Regions from separate parts of the Homo sapiens genome. Here region 2 is linked to region 1. Evidence: chromatin loops called from intact Hi-C (ENCODE). Cell type or tissue: Calu3. All regions are shown on one strand. Each heading gives the region's core, and the rest is flanking DNA. Links, peaks and the distances in the headings are about the cores only.

The links. A loop is a pair of places that touch in the nucleus more often than their neighbours do. Peaks named below come from ENCODE experiments on the same cell type or tissue, not always from the same donor. Only the 100,000 strongest peaks of a DNase experiment are listed, where the experiment ranks them.
Region 2: it touches region 1 in a loop (3-fold over the local background); 6 of 110 quality-filtered maps call a loop at or near these places.

What each region holds. Positions count from the first base shown.
Region 1 is chr11:86,042,033-86,051,021 of GRCh38, reverse strand. All of the region lies in intron 1 of PICALM (phosphatidylinositol binding clathrin assembly protein), which reads left to right. It overlaps LOC124902730 (a long non-coding RNA gene), which reads left to right. Exons shown (of 2, transcript XR_007062822.1): 1 at 1-8,260; 2 at 8,494-8,633. Among named protein-coding and RNA genes, the nearest start is that of PICALM, 23 kb to the left of the region's middle. In Calu3, for the core only: no CTCF peak of the experiment used is centred there; no DNase peak of the experiment used is centred there.
Region 2 is chr11:86,110,242-86,119,230 of GRCh38, reverse strand. No RefSeq gene overlaps it. Among named protein-coding and RNA genes, the nearest start is that of PICALM, 46 kb to the right of the region's middle. RefSeq lists an enhancer at 2,472-2,941. In Calu3, for the core only: no CTCF peak of the experiment used is centred there; DNase peaks (open chromatin) are centred at 2,740 and 3,070.

The sequences.
Region 1 (8,989 bases), core at 2,228-4,727:
TAGGAGGAAATGGGCAACAAAAATGTGAATTTTCAGCTGGGTGTGTTGGTGCATCCTTGTAGTCCCAGCTACTCAGGTGACTGAGGTGGCAGTATTTCTTGAGGCCAGTAGTTTGAGGCCACCTTGTACAACATAGCGAGACCACATCACATAAAAAATAATAACAATAAATAATTTTTTTCCAGTGTGTATCTTGGATGTAAAAAAAAGGGAGTTTCTTTCTACCTTTATTAAAAATTGTCTTATATGTGTTGCCTGTTGTTCATATTGGGGGATCAGCTGAGGGTGTGTAAGGAGCATCACTAATCCATCACCATTTATGTTCTACCACAGTGACATAATCTTAAAATTATTAAGTGATGAATTGATGGATAATTGCTTCACCTTATTTTTATCTCTTCATTTTAATTCTTCAGAAACACAGAAATGTAAACATTATTATTGTTGCCAGGATCCTTAATTTAATTTGCATGATGGAAGGACTGTGTTTCTTAAATTATATGAATGCTGTGTATATGTATTGTAGAATGGGGAATTGCATGTATCTGTTTAATATTAGAAATCTGTAATAGGTCAAGGCTGCATCAGTTTTTGTGGCTGTAATTGCTTGCACATTTTTGGCTTATAAACTTTTGTGTACCAGTGACAACCATTAAGAGCCAGAAAAGTTTGCTTTTACTTGCAGTACATGTACATCTAGTTTTGAGTTATTTGTCAAAAAAGGGTGAACTTTCTTTTTGGCTTTTTTTTTGGGGGGGCCTTTTGTGACTTGAAATTAAGCAACTTACTGATATAGTTTTTTTTTTTTTTTTTTTTTGAGACAGAGTCTTGCTCTGTTGCCCAGGCTGGAGTGCAGTGGCGCGATCTCTGCTCACTGCAACCTCCGCCTCCTGGGTTCAAGGAGTTATCCTGCCTTAGCCTCCTGAGTAGCTGGGATTATAGGCTCTCATCACTACGCCTGGCTAATTTTTGTATTTTATTTTTAGTAGAGATGGGGTTTTGCCATGTTGGCCAGGCTGGTTGTGAACTCCTGACTTCAGGTGATCCACCCACGTTGACCTCCTAAAGTGCTGGGATCACAGGCGTGAGCCACCTCACCTGGCCTGATGTAGTTTAGAATAATCTTTAGTTGTGTCCAATATGTAGTTTTACCTAGCAAACTCGTTTTAATTGTTGGTACCTTTTTTTTTTTTTAACTTCTCTAAGTTCATCTACCTTCAGATTGCATCTTTGGAAGGGGATGGGCAGAATTTTGGAAGGTAGCAGTTCTCTTAGATGAATAGAAAAGAGGCCAGGCATGGTGGCTCACGCCTGTAACCCCTGCACTTTGGGAGGCCAAGGCAGGTGGATCACCTGAGGTCAGGAGTTTGAGACCAGCCTGGCCAATATGATGAAACCCCGAGATTGCGCCACTGCACTCCAGCCTGGGTGACAGAGTGAGACTCTTTCTCAGGGAAAAGGAAAAAAAAAGGGAAAATAAAAGAAAATGAATTTCTCCAATTAACAGTTACTGGCTTTATTTCAGGCGAGCTGTCATGGGGGAATTTGTCTGGTTTTGAGATATAAGATCAGTGTGAAGATTTATTGATACATACAAAATGGAGTGGGTTGCTCTGCAATGAATTTGTGTGTTAAAACTGAATATCAAAGATAAAATAAGTTAACTGGATAGTTGCATTTGATCTTTTGGTATGGAACCGGAGTAAAGATCTGATTTATGTTTTTTTTTGTTTGTTTTTTTGAGACAGTCTTGCTTTGTCACCCAGGCTGCAGTGCAGTGGCACAATCTCAGCTCACTGCACTGGGTTCCAGTGATTCTCATGCCTCAGCCTCCCAAGTAGTTGGGATTATAGGTGTGCACCCACCGTGCCTGACTAATTTTTGTATTTTTAGTAGAGACGGGCTTTTGCCATGTTGGTCAGGCTGGTCTGGAACTCCTAGCCTCATGTGATCCACCCGCCTTGGTCTTCCAAAGTGCTGGGATTACAGGTGGGAGCCACCGCACCCGGCCCTCTGATTTGTTCTTTACGTGGTCACTTTGCCTCCCATTTTCAGAATTGGAAGATATACCCACATTATCCTTATTCCCATTTGTACATTTCCTTATTGAAGTAAAACCAGCTGTTTAATGACTGAAAAGTTACAGTTTAGCAGGCAGTAATTTTTTTTTTTTTTTTTTTTTTTGAGACGGAGTTTCACTCTTACTCCCCAGGAGGCTGAAGTGCAGTGGTGCTATATCTTGGCTCACCGCAACCTCTGCCTCCCAGGTTCAAGCGATTCTCCTGCCTCAGCCTCCCGAGTAGCTGAGATTACAGGCATGCGCCACCACGCCCGGCTAATTTTTGTATTTTTAGTAGAGCTGGGATTTCACCATGTTGGCCAGGATGGTCTCGACCTCCTGATGTTGTGATCTGCCCGCCTCAGCCCCCCAAAGTGCTGGGATTACAGGTGTGAGCCACTGCACCCGGCCTATTTTTCTTTTATTAACATTAGCTTTAGTAATTTTTCTTCACAGAACTATGTATTTGTGTATTTGTTGTCAGGTTTGGAATTTGTGTTGGCTATCAATTTAATATAAAGTCTTAGACTTTATAGAGTATAAACCCTCATTTATTTTTGTTCATCGTATTCTTGCAAAATACTGTTTTGACTTGGTGACCTAGAGTGGATCAAGGCACTATCTTCAAGTGGTTTCTGTAGTAGCCTAACCTAGAAACACTGCCTGACATAGCTGAGTGGCAATGAAAAACAGCCATAGGTACTAACTTAAAAATTAGCTATAGAATTGCAACTGGCAGCTAAGTTAGAAAGCTATTTATAGAGCAGCTTGGGATACTAAGATACTCCTTGACTGCATGAAGGTGCAGTGCAAGGAGAGAACCATTGCTTCGCATCAGGAGATTGGAAACCTTTTTTTTTTGAGACGGAGTTTTGGCCTTGTTGCCCAGGCTGGAGTGCAGTGGCGGGATCTCGGCTCACTGCAGCCTCTGCCTCCCGAGTTCAGGAGATTCTCCTGCGTCAGCCTCCCAAGTAGCTGGGATTACAGGTGCCCGCCACCATGCCCGGCTAATTTTTTATATTTTTAGTAGAGACGAGGTTTCACCATGTTGGCCAGGCTGGTCTCAAACTCCTGACCTCAGGTGATCTGCCCGCCTCAGCCTCCCAAAGTGCTGGTATTACGAGTGTGAGCCACTGCACCCAGCCGGAAACGTTTTAAGAGAGAAACTTACTAATAAGTTGCTTCCTGTCCTTGGGCTTATAGACTTAATCTAGAATTGATTTTTCTTTGACTTTCTTCATCAGAGTTATATTTTCATAACTTAATGACTAACCAAGAATGTGTTATAACTGTTGAGGCCCCTTTTAACGTAGTTTACCCCTTCTGCTATTACTTAGAATTGATAGTAATTACATCTCTAGGGCAAAAGATGACTGGAAAATTGCTTTGTGTTCTTCTCATGTAACATCATATAAGACCTGTTCACCTAAAATCTAGTGAGTTGATTTAGTTTGTTCTCTGACATTCTTGGCTTCTTTAAACTTGCTTATAAATTAAGGCTTGCAGTTTGAGTCATTTGGAAATGGGCAATGCCCAGAACTTTCGCAACTTGTGAACTTGAGTTGAATAATGTGTCGCTTTCCTCATAGTCTGTCAACTTTAGTTCATTGTAGCCACAAAGAAGATGATTATGCCAATGAGGATTATACTAAACCAGACAAGAGGTGGCCTACTGTGTATACTAGGAATTAGATTTGTGAGAACTAAACACAACACTGAATTTGTGAAAATGTGTGCAGTTTAGAGTAATTAGAGAAAATGATAAGTCTCACTCAGACCACATGGAAATGGGGGTAGAGTGTGTGTGTGTTGTGGATGTGTGTCTTCATCTATCCTGCTAGTGGAAAGGTTACTGTTTGAAAAATGTAGTTCCAACACAGCCACTAGTTTGTGCTACTTTAGACAAGTATTTAAATCTTTGCAATAGAGATATTATAATAGAGCATTCCTTGCCTTGGCACAAGGCTGTTGTTAAATTGGAAGACTAAGGATATGAAAGAATTTTGTAATGTATAAAGAAATCTTGGCCAAGCACGGTGGCTCATGCCTGTAATCCCAACACTTTGGGAGGCCAAAGTGGGAGGATCACTTAAGGCCAGGAGTTTGAGACCAGCCTGGGCAACATAGTGAGACCTTGTATCTACAGAAAATTTAAAAATTGGCTGCATGTGCTGGCATGTACCTGTAGTCCCAGCTACTCCAGTCTGGGTGACAGAGTAAGACCCTGTCTTTATTAAGAAAGAAAGAAATCATATGTGCATTATAAAGATTTTGCCACTCTTAAGATTGAGTGCAAGGATCTATGGTAACACTTCCCAGTTGATGAAGAAATTGGGCATTAGATAATGAAGGTTTTGCAGCAGTAATTGAGTTTGAGCTATTTTCATGACAGTGTATTGGAAAGGTGATAGAGGAGTTGTCTCCTAAAATGAGGGAAAACATCAATACAAAATGATGGTAAGAAAGAAATGAAAATATTTGTAATGATGCTTTAAAGCTTTAGGGTACTTTTAAAATACCCTAAATATATCACCTTACTAAGCCAAGATGTTGTGAAAATTAAGTATTAGTCCTATTTTTTAAATGTTGAAATGGAAACTGAGTGACTAATTAACATGCCTGAAATCACAATGGTGAATCATGAATCTCGAATTTGATTCTAGATTTTTTTTGCTCATTCTGATGTGTTGGTTAGTCTTGTTATAGTACAGTTGTAGCACATGGAAATGGATGGGACCATGCATGGAAGCCAGAGAGTCTAGAGCAGAACTTCAGTGATGGCAAATTAAAATCTTCATTATCAGTATTTGAAGCAGATATTGAAAATGAATAGCTCTTAGGACAGACTATCAAATAAATGTGAGCCAGAAGATTTTTAATGGGAGAAATTAACTTTAATGAAATATCTTGTAGAAAGAGTTAAAAACAAGATACCTGCCAATCCCAGTCACTCTGGAGAGTATCTAATGTAGCAATGAAAGTAAAAACTAGTTAACATTCTCCAGTGTTTGTCAAGTTTAGGAAGAGATTAACTTGAAAAGCTGTGGTTGGGTAGAAGGTTTATTTGAAGATCGTTTGGCATCATAGCAAAAAAAAGTTGGTGAAAGATTGGTACTGTAGAATGATGGGAGAAAGATGATTAAATTTCCCTTCCTACTTGTCTAGACCACTTAAAATGTATATTACTTTCTCACACAAGCCAGGATAAAGATACACTCTTTAAGAAATTTAGGAGACTCTTCATATATCCATTCATAGATAGAATGTGGTTTTGAAAATAAATGGGATATTGTATAAATATAGATCTATATAAAATTTTATAATTCCTTTTAAGAAAGACATTTGTCAGGAAGTAAAATTGTCAGACTTTTTAGTGCTGAGAAATAGGAAATAGGTGAATGTGGGTTATATGGAGTCTTTTTTTTTTTTTTTTTTTTTTTTTTGAATTTCAAGACAGGGTCTCACTATGTTGCCTAGGCTGGAGTTCAGTGGCTATTCACAGTTGTCATCATTGCATACTACAGCCTCAAACTCTTGGGCTGAAGTGATCCACCCACCTCAACCTCCTGAGTGGCTGGGACTACAGGTGCATACCACTGTACCCTTCTAGGAATCTTATAAGAACAGGTGTATGGTTATGAGGTGTATGAGGATAGAGATATTTTTTGTCCTGGTGATTATTTCTTCTTGTAGAATAATCCTGGTGATTTTTCCTTCTTGTAGAAACTTAAAGGCGTAATATTAAACTTATTAGGAAAAATAACTCTGGCTTTATTTTGTAGTGATTTATTAATGGCTTTATTTTATAGTGATATATTAATAATGTATTAAAATTGCTCATATTTTCCACTTAGAGAGTATTATTTCAAAATTTAAAGCCATGTAGATAGGTTATTATTTGGTGCTACATCCGCCATTACTGCAGTTGGTTTCCAGCAGTTTGAAAAATGATTTTTCAGAAATGGCTTTCACTTGTTACTCAGTGGCTTACAGCAACGGTCCCCAACCTTTTTGGCACCAAGGAGTGGTTTCATGGAAGACAGTTTTTCCACAGACTGGCAGGGGGTGTGTGGAGGGATGGTTTCGGGATGAAACTGTTCCACCTCGATCATAGGCATTAGATTCTCATAAGGAGTGCACAGCCTAGATCCCTTGCATGTGCAGTTCACAATAGGGGTCGCGCTCCTATGAGAATCTAATGCCCCTGCTGATCTGATAGGAGGCAGAGCTCAGGCAGTAATGCTTCCTAGCTCACCAGCTACTGTGTGGCCCAGTTCCTAACAGGTCATGAGCCAGTAATGGTCCACGGCCTGGGGGTTGGGAACCCCTGGCTTACAGGGTCTTCACATGCTTACTAGCTACAGTTACGTCACTTAATCGTGTAATAAATGGCTCGTGTAATTTTGAGTCACTTAAAGTGATCAGATTGTTTTAATTGTGAAGCATGTGAATAAATAAATGAGATTTCCACCGTCTGGTACTATATACGTAAAACTAGAGGCTTTGCAAAATTACCAAGAGACGATCCCGTTTGATGTGTCTTTGGTTTGGCACAGGTGGAGCAGACATGTGAGATATAGAATGAATGGGAGGCCTTCACACTTACTCACTATGTGGAAGGTGGTAGTTGATCATGATGGTCAGTTCCATAGGCCTCCAGGCCACTGGTGACACACTACCACTGTTGCCATAATTCTTAAAAGTCATTTTATGTGGGGCTCCTTCCTAGCAACCTCCCTCAAACACATAGCTCCATCCCTTCCAAGAGCTAAGAAATTTTTAGCACTTGCCACCATCTATTTGTTCATTTGTTTACTGATTACATTCCTCCCATTAGTATATAAGCTCCGTGATAATAGAAACTTTGTCCACTATTGTATATTTCTAACTCCTAAGACACTATTGGCGTATTATAGTATGCAGTTAATACTAGAATAAATGGGATTTCTGTTTGTTCTTACTGAGGTTTGCAAAGCTTCATGAAAGTGGAATATAAAGATTCTCGTTGTTCTGTGTGCATTGGGGACATGGAACGGAACTTGTGTTTTCTGAGTGAGGGAGCCTCTGGCAGAGAGTCTAACTGCAATCCATTATTCCCTGTGACTGGGCAGAATTTAAAAATTTTTAAGAGAAGAGATGAAAAATCTTCTGGATTCCTACTTAATTTAGACATGGGTTTGGCTCTTAACGAAAAACTTTAACCTACCTACAGGGAAGGCTTTTTCGCTGTTACCCTTACTTCTGTCTCCTGGATCTTATGAGTGGAGAAATGAGCCTTTGTTTCACTTACAAATCCACAAATATTTATGCTGTCATATGAACACATGTATAAGGCGCTGTGTCACATTGTGGAAGATACAAAGAGACAGGATTCCTGAGAATTTAACAAAGTTAAGAATGAGTGTTATTAATTAAAACAAAAATGGGACATTTAGGTTATAGTTGAGACCATGTTCTTGTTTTTTAAACGTGAGATGTTTTTGGACACAGAGGTGAAAAATTCTAATGTCTCTAACTCCCCCAGAAGACCTTAGATTGATTTTTCTGAGAAGAAATTTGTGAATGATTTGCATAGAGATTTTCTTTGAGGTTAAGAAATTAGATGAGTTTCCCGGGGTGAAAAAAACAGAAGCAGAGATTATTGTTAAAAATGGTCATGGGTAGAGGGGTTAGAGGGCAAAGTAGGCAGAATAGAAGCATGTTTGTGTTTTAAGGAGGCTAAGAACTAGAATATAGCACTCATAAAAGGAAAATGCAAATGCACTGTGAATAGCTGCTACTGGTAGTGTATTAATTTCTTAGCTACATGTAAACTTTTATTAGTGTGCTTATAACTAAGGTGATGTGTAATATGTCATCCAAACTTGGGTCACTTTTAAGAGTGAAAGGGTGTGCTATCTGAATGGGACCCTGGACAACAGGTGTGAACCAGGACTGTTCCAGCAAAACCAGGACGGTTGGTCATTCCTAACTAATAACGTACTTTTCTCCAGACTTAGTCCCAATTCCTTTAACCTCTCCAGAATTATCTATAAATAATTATAGATATTATACCATAAATGTTTTTTCCTTTATAGTACTCTGATCTGCACTTGCAGAGCCTCTCAGTTGTTGGTTTCTTTTTCCCTGTCTTGTTGGAAAGAAAGGAGAATTTTTCTGCCCCCACTCTGGACCCTGCTTGGGTTCACAGCATTGGTGGAGGTAAGTAGTATTCTCAATGTATTGTTAGTTGACTTTCATTTTGCTTAGGAAATGAGGTTTCTGTATTTTTCTGATCCAGTACTAGATTTTTTTTTTTTTTTGAGAGTCCTGATGATATTTAACTGGGCTAACGAACAGTTAGTAAGTTCTTAGCATGTAATACAAAAAAGTGTTTGTAATTTTGGCATTTGTTCTTAAATTACTTGATACTTAATATGTTTTCTTTCCTATAGGTGGGGTTGTCATTGTGAAATTTAAGATCTTCAAAGAAGAGAATGTAATTTATACCATGAATATGTTATTTTTTCATGTTGGAGCACTGTAATACTTTCAGTTTGTTTTCTTATTGTTTAAATAAAATTTTTAATTCTTATATTAAGTGATGAGTTTTTATTCCATTAAGTAGCTTTTTATTGTCTTGTATTTCTGATAAATTTAAAATTGACATAGAAGTAATAAATCTTTGAGATGGTGCTTACCAAAATATGATTTTCCTCATCCCTTACAGTAATCCTTATTTGGAATCTAGGATGGGCCTAAGGTATCTAGGTTTGAAAATCACCACTTTAGAGTACTAGAATGGAATCCTAAACAATCTCAGATTTAAGAATGTGGTTTACAGATGAGCCTGAATGCATCTGTGTTCTTGCCAGGGTCCTGTTGTTCCTCTGTACAGTCTGCCATCTAGTGGTAGGAATGCAGAGTTTACCAGAATGCCAACGGAAAGCT
Region 2 (8,989 bases), core at 2,113-4,612, 68 kb before region 1:
TTCTAGCCAGACATCCATTAGTAAACATTGCAGTCTTAAAATACTGGTTGGCTTCTGTGCCTGGGCTGTCTGCATAATGGAAACTAGGTCTAGATTTTTTAAAGTATCAACACGGATAAGCAAAGAAATGCTGTTCTCTAAGGGATGTAGTTAGAAATTTGGGGAACCCAGAATTTTGGTAAAGGCTTTTAAAATTTCTTCTTTTTAAATTTAAAATGTCCTTAATGAAAACATGAAAGTATTTCTTGTCTTATGATGATGCCAAGCAAGGGGCTAACTGGCTCCCTAGCTCTAACTCCGTCTGGCTCAGTATTACCATTTTACTTTCTACATAGAGACCAGAATACATTAAAACACTGTTTCTCTTCAACCTTAGTATTTGATCTATCCAAGTGGGTATTTCTAACAAATTGAAAGTATTTAATTGAAATGCATGTTATAAATAATTGCAATAATTTACACATTCTTAAAAATAACAATCCTTTTAGTTAGTAGATGCTCAACAATTTCAAAAACACCCTGTGTTCTCTCTTTTGATCCTTGACAACCCTGTGAGGTGGAAAGTGTACATGATACGGGTGAGAAAACTGAAGCTTAGAGAGATCAAGAATTTGGCTAAGGTCACAAACAAATTAGACTGTTTTCAAGATCTGCCTAAGAGTTTGTGATAATATCTTCTTAGTATTCCTTGTCGAAGGAGGAGAAACTGCCAGTTAGGTGGGAGAGTTCCAAACTCTGTACCCTGCACACAAGTCCTGTGATCTCATCTGGCTATGAGCTCCCCAGGCTTGCTACAACACCCTGAGTGACATCTGCCTCTGTCACTTGTCTAGAAGGAAAGGTGTTTAACCTAAAATGATTTACTTTCCACATGTAAGTAGTAGAAATCAAAAAGTCTTATCAGAAAGCCAACGTGATAAGAACTTTCTGAGACTTTTTCACAAACCAGTAGTACTGACATGGTTACAAACCTCATTGCCTTTTTGAGTAAAGAATGACAAATAAATGAGAATGGTAAATTGCAGATATCATCTTAGAAGCAGTGACATTCTTGGTAGGTATTGATAAAGAATAAGACATTGAACTTGCTGAGTCTCCTTCCCAGGAAGAACTCTATGAACTTCCATATGGTCTTTTCTTTTACATTCATCACAACAGCCCCACTGAGAGTCTAGACAGAAATTATGATCCCCATTTTACCTATAGAAAAGCTGAGGGTCCAGAGATCAATCGACTATTCCAAGGTCACATGGTGTCATCAGAAGAGACTCACACCAGAGCTAATTTCTCTTCAATGATTTGATTATTACATGTAAGTGACTTGCTTGAGGTAATCAAAGGAAAATATTTGGAGAATGAGGACATTTATGACATGCTTATCAAATATGCAGGTGACTGAGGACTGAGTGCTATGCTAGTCTTAGCTCTGATTTGGATAAGTTACTTAACCCTTCTGGGCCTCAATATCCTTCTTGGGGAAATGAGACAGTTAGTTGAACTAGATTAGGTTTTTCCAACTTTCTTTTTCTTTTTAATTTCATCAAATTAAAATCTGATGAATTTAATTGATAAAAGCTGATCCCGCCTCCTGCTTGGCTCCCTCCACCGCCTACTAGACCCCTGGACACAATCTAAAACCACAGTATTAGGTCATCTGAAAGCTTCTTCCTGTTCCTAAATTCACTGTTTTTATGATTGAAAGCAACTAGCCTCCTAATCTGGTACCTGTTCATGTTCCCTGCAGCATCTTGTGGTATAAAAGAGCCCCCAGACATGATGTCAGAGGAGCTGGGAGTGAATCCTCACAACCAATTATCTATGCAACCTTAATCAAGTTGCTTCACCTCTCTAAGTCTCTGTTTCCTCATCTATAAAATGAAGATAGTAACCCTTCCCAGGTAAGAGTGCTTTGTAAACTGTAAGAGACTAAGTAAATGGACGGTGTCATTAGTATTATCTCCTGTGTACAATATCCTTCTCCATGGAGAGGCGGCTTTATCCTTAGAATGACTCAGAGTACCAGTATGGGTTGAGCTGCTCTTTGGCAAGCTTGCCTTGGTATCTATTGTATTTGGGCTTCATCTTCCCGTGAGCTGAAAGCCAAGTCAGTAGAGAGGATGTGAGCTACCAACACAGCAAATAATTAAACCAAGGAGATGCCATCATTAAGTCCAAAGGGAAAAATTATCCCCATATGGTGACCTTGATAATAATTGCCCAGCTCTATTTCCCCCTCCACACGAAGCCATATTCCAATAATAATTACTGTCATTTGAGTGCTTACTTCATGCTAAGTAGATACTGTTGTTTACATGAGTTGTCTCATTTAATCTTCATAAGAACCTTTTCAATGGCATTACTCCTAATCTGCAGTGAGAAATAATCTGAAAAATAGTGTATTTTTCCTATTTTGTAGCTTAGAAAGGCTAACTAATTTGCTCAGATAATCAGTAAGTGACAGAGCCTGGACTCTGAATTTAAACCTCTGAACTGATCACCTCTGCCTCTCCCAATTGGAAGAAATGATTTTCCACACTCACTACGAGGGCCAACAGCCTCATTCCTGTTTATCTTTGCCATGCTTTAGTCAGCCCCATCTCTCCATGTTAATTATTATTTTCATTTCTTTCTCTATTCAAAAAGACTCCACTCATCTTCATAAAACTCAGAGGTGGAAAGCACCTATTAGTCATTGATGTCCCTGCTAACCACAACCCCCCTACTTGTTCTCTGTAACATGGTTTCTGCTCAGGGAGCCTCAGGGAACGGAGCCCAATCTCTTCCTTTGCGGAGTTAGTCCCGTAACTAATTCATCTCTGTCAGGAAGATTTTCCTCTTAGGTTTATCCTCTTCTTTAGTTTTGTATTTTATCCAATTCTTTCTCTCTGTGGGCTGCACACTTCAGCTCTTCAGATCACATTGCCTAAGCCTGCCCAGGCTCTCAGCAGTGATTTTGCTGAGCTGCCTCTTTCCCTTTTTCCATGGTCAGAGTAGCTTTCTTATTAGCACCTGGAGGATGGTGTCTCCAGTGGACAGAGGTAGAGGTGAGCCGTGGGAGGATGTTGGGAAAGAAAGTGAGGAGGAAGAGGTGTGAGCAGGAGGTTTGAAACCTGCTTAGTCAGAAACTCTTGGATCCAATTTGGCTTGGACCTTTCTCTTAAGTTGCCCCTCTACTGGCAGCAGAGGCATTTGCTATCCAGCTAGGCATGATTCCATTAGGATGCTGTCCCAGGCCCTAAAATTGGTGTCAGGAATCACAGAAATAAATGGAGTGCACCAGTACAAAGGAAGACATTGTGGTACAGTGGAAAGCATGTCAGCTTTAGGATTTGAAAAATCTAGTTTAAATCATTGCTCCACTTTTTACATAACTGTATGGTTTGGCAGTCATTTAACCTCCTGAACTTCAGCTTACTCATTTGTAAAATGGAGAGATAATACCTAGCTTAGGAGTTTCCGTAAGGATTATGGAGAATGGCCTCACACATAGTAGGCACTCAATCAATGACAGCTATTATTTTTCAAAGCCCTAATTCTAAACCACTTCCTCATAACCATGTTTCTTATTTGGAGTCTCCGGGCAACTGGCCTTACCTCTTATTCTTCCATTTTCATTGTGCTACAAACCAGCCTATAGCATTCTCATGTTCTAGCTTCACCTGCAGCATCAACAGTTCCAGACAGTTCCCCACAGTTCCTCACTGCCTTGAAAGCAGAACTCAGGTATGAGCTTTTAAATCCAAATTAACATTAATTTTGTTTTTCAATTTTTACTTTGATGTGAACTTTACCACTGCCATGTTGACAGGGACATAGATACTAATCTATAGGATAAAGCCCATTTATTAATAGGCTGTAAATGAGTGTTGGCAATTTCTCACTTGTATCAAAGACCCATTCCATATGCATGGGTATCAGCAGTAGTATCTTAATATGCAAACAAAATCCAACTTGAACAAATTTTGTTACAATACTCTTTTCAAGTGAATGCATATAAGCATCAGCCAAAAGAACACTGCCTGTCTCTTGGATAACTGAAATCTACTCATTTAACAAATATTTATTGAGAGTCTACAATGTACAAAAGACTTTGAAGGTGCTGGGATACATGATAGGACATGAGGTTAGCAGTCTTGGGGTCACTAAAGCAAATCCCCTCTTTAATGTAGCTTACATTGTAGTGAGAAACACAGGATACACAAGTAGACACATAAAGAAAATAATTTGAGATAATTTCTTCAATGGAGAAAACTAAGCAAAGTGATATAATAGTGACTAGAGAGGCTATTTTATTTATATATTTGTTTTTACTTTAACTTAAAATATCAAAATAATAGATGCACACTGGCCAGGTGCAGTGGCTTATGCCTGTAATCGCAGCACTTTGGGAGTCCAAGGTGGGCAGATCACTTGTGGCCAGGAGTTTGAGATCAGCCTGGGTAACAAGGCAAAACCCCATTTCTACTAAAAACAAAACACAAAAATTAGCCAGGTGAGGTGGCACACGCCTGCAGTCCCAGCTACTTGGGAGGCTGAGGCATGTGAGTTGCTTGAGCTGGGAGGCAAAGGTTGTAGTAAGCCGAGATCATGCCACTGCACTCCGGCCTGGGTGACAAAGTGATATTGTCTAAAAAAAAAAAAAAAAAAGAAAGAAAAAATGGATGCACATAATTCTATTTTTTAAATCTTTACTAATCAAAAGAAAGCTGGAATAGATGCACATAATTTTTAAAAATTTATGTAATTCTAAAACGTTTAATAGGGAGAGGAGGGATAGAAAGGCTCCTCTGAGGAGATGATAACTAAGCTGAAACTTGGATTATGAGGACACAGCTATGAGAAGGCCTGGGGAAAACCACATCAGGTAGAAGGAACAGCAATCCAAAGGCTCTGAGTGCAAATGAGCATGGTGTGCAGGTTAATGAGATAGGAGAAAAAAGTACAATGTAGTTGAAATGAACTGAATAAAAGGGTGAAAGGTAAGAGGTGAGACCGTAGAGGTGGAGAAAGGCCAGATCATATGGGGTTTCACAGGGTATGGCACAACTGTTGGTTATGTTCTAATTACAGTGGGAGACTATGGATGGGGCTGGAGTAAGCAAAGGAGAGATATGGACTTATTTCTGTTTTTAACAGATGATTCTATCTGCTGGATAGAGGATGGAGTATGGAAGGGCAATAGTGAAAACAGGAATCCTTTGCAAAAGTCCAGGTAAATGATGATGGTGGCTTGGATGAGGATGATATCAGTGGTGATGGTAAAATTCAGGATTTATTTAGGAGGAATTAACCTCTAGGATTTGTTGATGAATTGGATTTTGGGAGCAAGGTAAACAGGAAACCAGAATGAGTCCTAAGTTTTGACTTGAACTCCTTGGGGTATGGTGGTGCTATTTACTGACATATGAAAGACTGAGTGTAGAACATGTTTTGGGGATTGGGTTTTGATTTGAAAATGTTAAGTGTGATAGACCTATGAGACAATCATAAGGGGATCTCTAAAAGCCAGCTTGCTTGGCTATTACAGGATACTCCCATTCCCAGTTCTCACACTGCATGTCCAGCTGGTTGGCCAGGTTAGGGATCTGCCAGAAAAAGAAGCAACATGCATGCTAGTCTAGATGCCTTTGTGATTAATTTGCAATTTTTTCCTGAGAGTTGATTTTTGGGCTCAGAGGAGCATGGTGGGCACTCCTCGGAGAGCTGTAGTATATTCTAAGATGTGTCTAGATACCTGCGGTTGATAAAGGAAGTAGTTTCCCAGAACAGAGTTATATTTGGCCAAGAAACACTTCCAGTGACATTTTCCACTTGGCACATAGATAGAAGATGGCATCATGTGAAAAAATAATACAATAACATGTTTCCTATACATAGACTCTTCCACTTCCAATTCCAGTTCCTAGATTTATAGATGTTAGATAGGGAGTGTCTAAAAAAAATTGGTTTAGCCCCTGATCTCAGGGACACAATGCCTAGAAGAATCATACTACTTTTTGTAATAGCGTTTTCTGCCTTGGAGAACTGGTCCTCTTCTTCAACATTCTTACTTTAAGGCTTCAGGTTCCTCAAAACCTATTTTCAGCTACAAAATTAAGTGTAAATGAAATAAATTAAATATAAGCAAAACTCGACTGGGCATGGTGGCTCATGCCTGAAATCCCAACACTTTGGGAGGCTGAGGCGGGAGGATTGTTTGAGCCCAGGAGTTCGAGAGTAGCCTGGGCAACATGGCGAAACCCAATCTCTACAAAAATTAAAAATTAAAAAATTAAAAAATAAATATAGAGAAACTCATTTTAAAAATTATGCTACATTTAGATTATTGTATTTATGTTAATATAACCAGTATATTTATACAACAAAACACCACCAAATTAGCACAACTTAGAAGAAAGTCTATCTGTAAAGGAGTTATTAAATATTTATTTTACAATTATGATTTAAAAACTTTAAATTCACATAATATTAAATATGAGGGCTTTGCTAGGAAATATTTTGTCTATTCAGGCTCACTGACCTATAGAAAACAATAAAAAATCCTGTCAGAAGTAAAATTTAAGTTGTTGGCCTTGAATTCTCTTTTAAGAAAGAGATATGCAAACTTATATGCTTTTAAAATTAAGAGCTGCAAGTATAAAATTATTTTCTACAAATATGAATATCTAAAATGCTGTATTTAAGTTCCATATTTGGTTGATTTCAAAGATGGTCATGAGAGTGGAGGTGAATAAAGAAGAGAAGAGGTAAAACAAAGTTGGAGGAAGGGAGGGATAGGGAGAGATTTGTTAAATGAAACAAAATCACAGCTAGATAGGAGGAACAAGTTCTAGTGTTCTACAGCACTGGAGGATGACTATAATTAACAATCATACATTACAGAGTTTCAAATAGCTAGAAGGAGGATGGTAAAAGTTCCTAACACAAAGAAATTATAAATGTTTGAGAGGATGGCCATGCTAATTACACTGATCTGATCGCTATACATTGTATGTACTGAAACATCACTATGTACCCCATGAATATGCACAATTATCATTTGTCTGTTAAAATTAATTAGTTATATATATATATTTTTTAACTTTTTTTTTTAATTTTTATTTTTTTTATTGATCATTCTTGGGTGTTTCTCGCAGAGGGGGATTTGGCAGGGTCATAGGACAATAGTGGAGGGAAGGTTGGCAGATAAACAAGTGAACAAAGGTCTCTGGTTTTCCTAGGCAGAGGACCCTGCGGCCTTCCGCAGTGTTTGTGTCCCTGGGTACTTGAGATTAGGGAGTGGTGATGATTCTTAACGAGCATGCTGCCTTCAAGCATCTGTTTAACAAAGCACATCTTGCACCTCCCTTAATCCATTTAACCCTGAGTGGACACAGCACATGTTTCAGAGAGCACAGGGTTGGGGGTAAGGTCACCGATCAACAGGATCCCAAGGCAGAAGAATTTATCTTAGTACAGAACAAAATGAAAAGTCTCCCATGTCTACTTTTTTCTACACAGACACGGCAACCATCCGATTTCTCAATCTTTTCCCCACCTTTCCCCCCTTTCTATTCCACAAAACCGCCATTGTCATCCCGGCCCGTTCTCAATGAGCTGTTGGGTACACCTCCCAGACGAGGTGGTGGCTGGGCAGAGGGGCTCCTCACTTCCCAGTAGGGGTGGCCGGGCAGAGGCGCCCCTCACCTCCCGGACGGGGCGGCTGGCCGGGCGGGGGGCTGACCCCCCCACCTCCCTCCCGGACGGGGCGGCTGGCTGGGCAGAGGGGCTCCTCACTTCCCAGTAGGGGCGGCTGGGCAGAGGCGCCCCTCACCTCCCGGACAGGGCGGCTGGCCGGGCTGGGGGCTGACCCCCCCACCTCCCTCCCGGACGGGGCGGCTGGCCGGGCGGGGGGCTGACCCCCCCACCTCCCTCCCGGACGGGGCGGCTGGCTGGGCAGAGGGGCTCCTCACTTCCCAGTAGGGGCGGCCGGGCAGAGGTGCCCCTCACCTCCCGGACGGGGCGGCTGGCCGGGCGGGGGGCTGACCCCCCACCTCCCTCCCGGACGGGTCGGCTGGCCGGGCGGGGGGCTGAGCCCCCCACCTCCCTCCCGGACGGGGTGGCTGGCCCGGCAGAGGGGCTCCTCACTTCCCAGTAGGGGCGGCTGGGCAGAGGCGCCCCTCACCTCCCGGACGGGGCGGCTGGCCGGGCGGGGGGCTGACCCCACCTCCCTCCCAGACGGGGCGGCTGGCCGGGCGGGGGGCTGACCCCCCCCACCTCCCTCCCGGACGTGGGGCTGACACCCCCACCTCCCTCCCGGACGGGGTGGCTGGCCGGGCGGGGGGCTGACCCCCCACCTCCCTCCTGGACGGGGCGGCTGGCCGGGCGGGGGGCTGACCCCCCCACCTCCCTCCCGGACGGGGCGGCTGCCGGGCGGAGACGCTCCTCACTTCCCAGACGGGGTGGCTGCCGGGCAGAGGGACTCCTCACTTCTCAGACGGGGCGGCTGCCGGGCGGAGGGGCTCCTCACTTCTCAGATGGGGCGGATGCTGGGCGGAGGGTCTCCTCACTTCTCAGACGGGGCGGCTGGGCAGAGACGCTCCTCACCTCCCAGACGGGGTCGCCGCCGGGCAGAGGCGCTCCTCACATCCCAGACGGGGCGGCGGGGCAGAGGCGCTCCCCACATCTCAGACGATGGGCGGCCGGGCAGAGACGCTCCTCACTTCCCAGATGGGATGGCTGCCGGGAAGAGGCGCTCCTCACTTCCTAGATGGGATGGCGGCCGGGCAGAGACGCTCCTCACTTTCCAGACTGGGCAGCCAGGCAGAGGGGCTCCTCACGTCCCAGACGATGGGCGGCCAGGCAGAGACGCTCCTTACTTCCCAGACGGGGTGGTGGCCAGGCAGAGGCTGCAATCTTGGCACTTTGGGAGGCCAAGGCAGGCGGCTGGGAGATGGAGGTTGTAGCGAGCTGAGATCACGCCACTGCACTCCAGCCTGGGCACCATTGA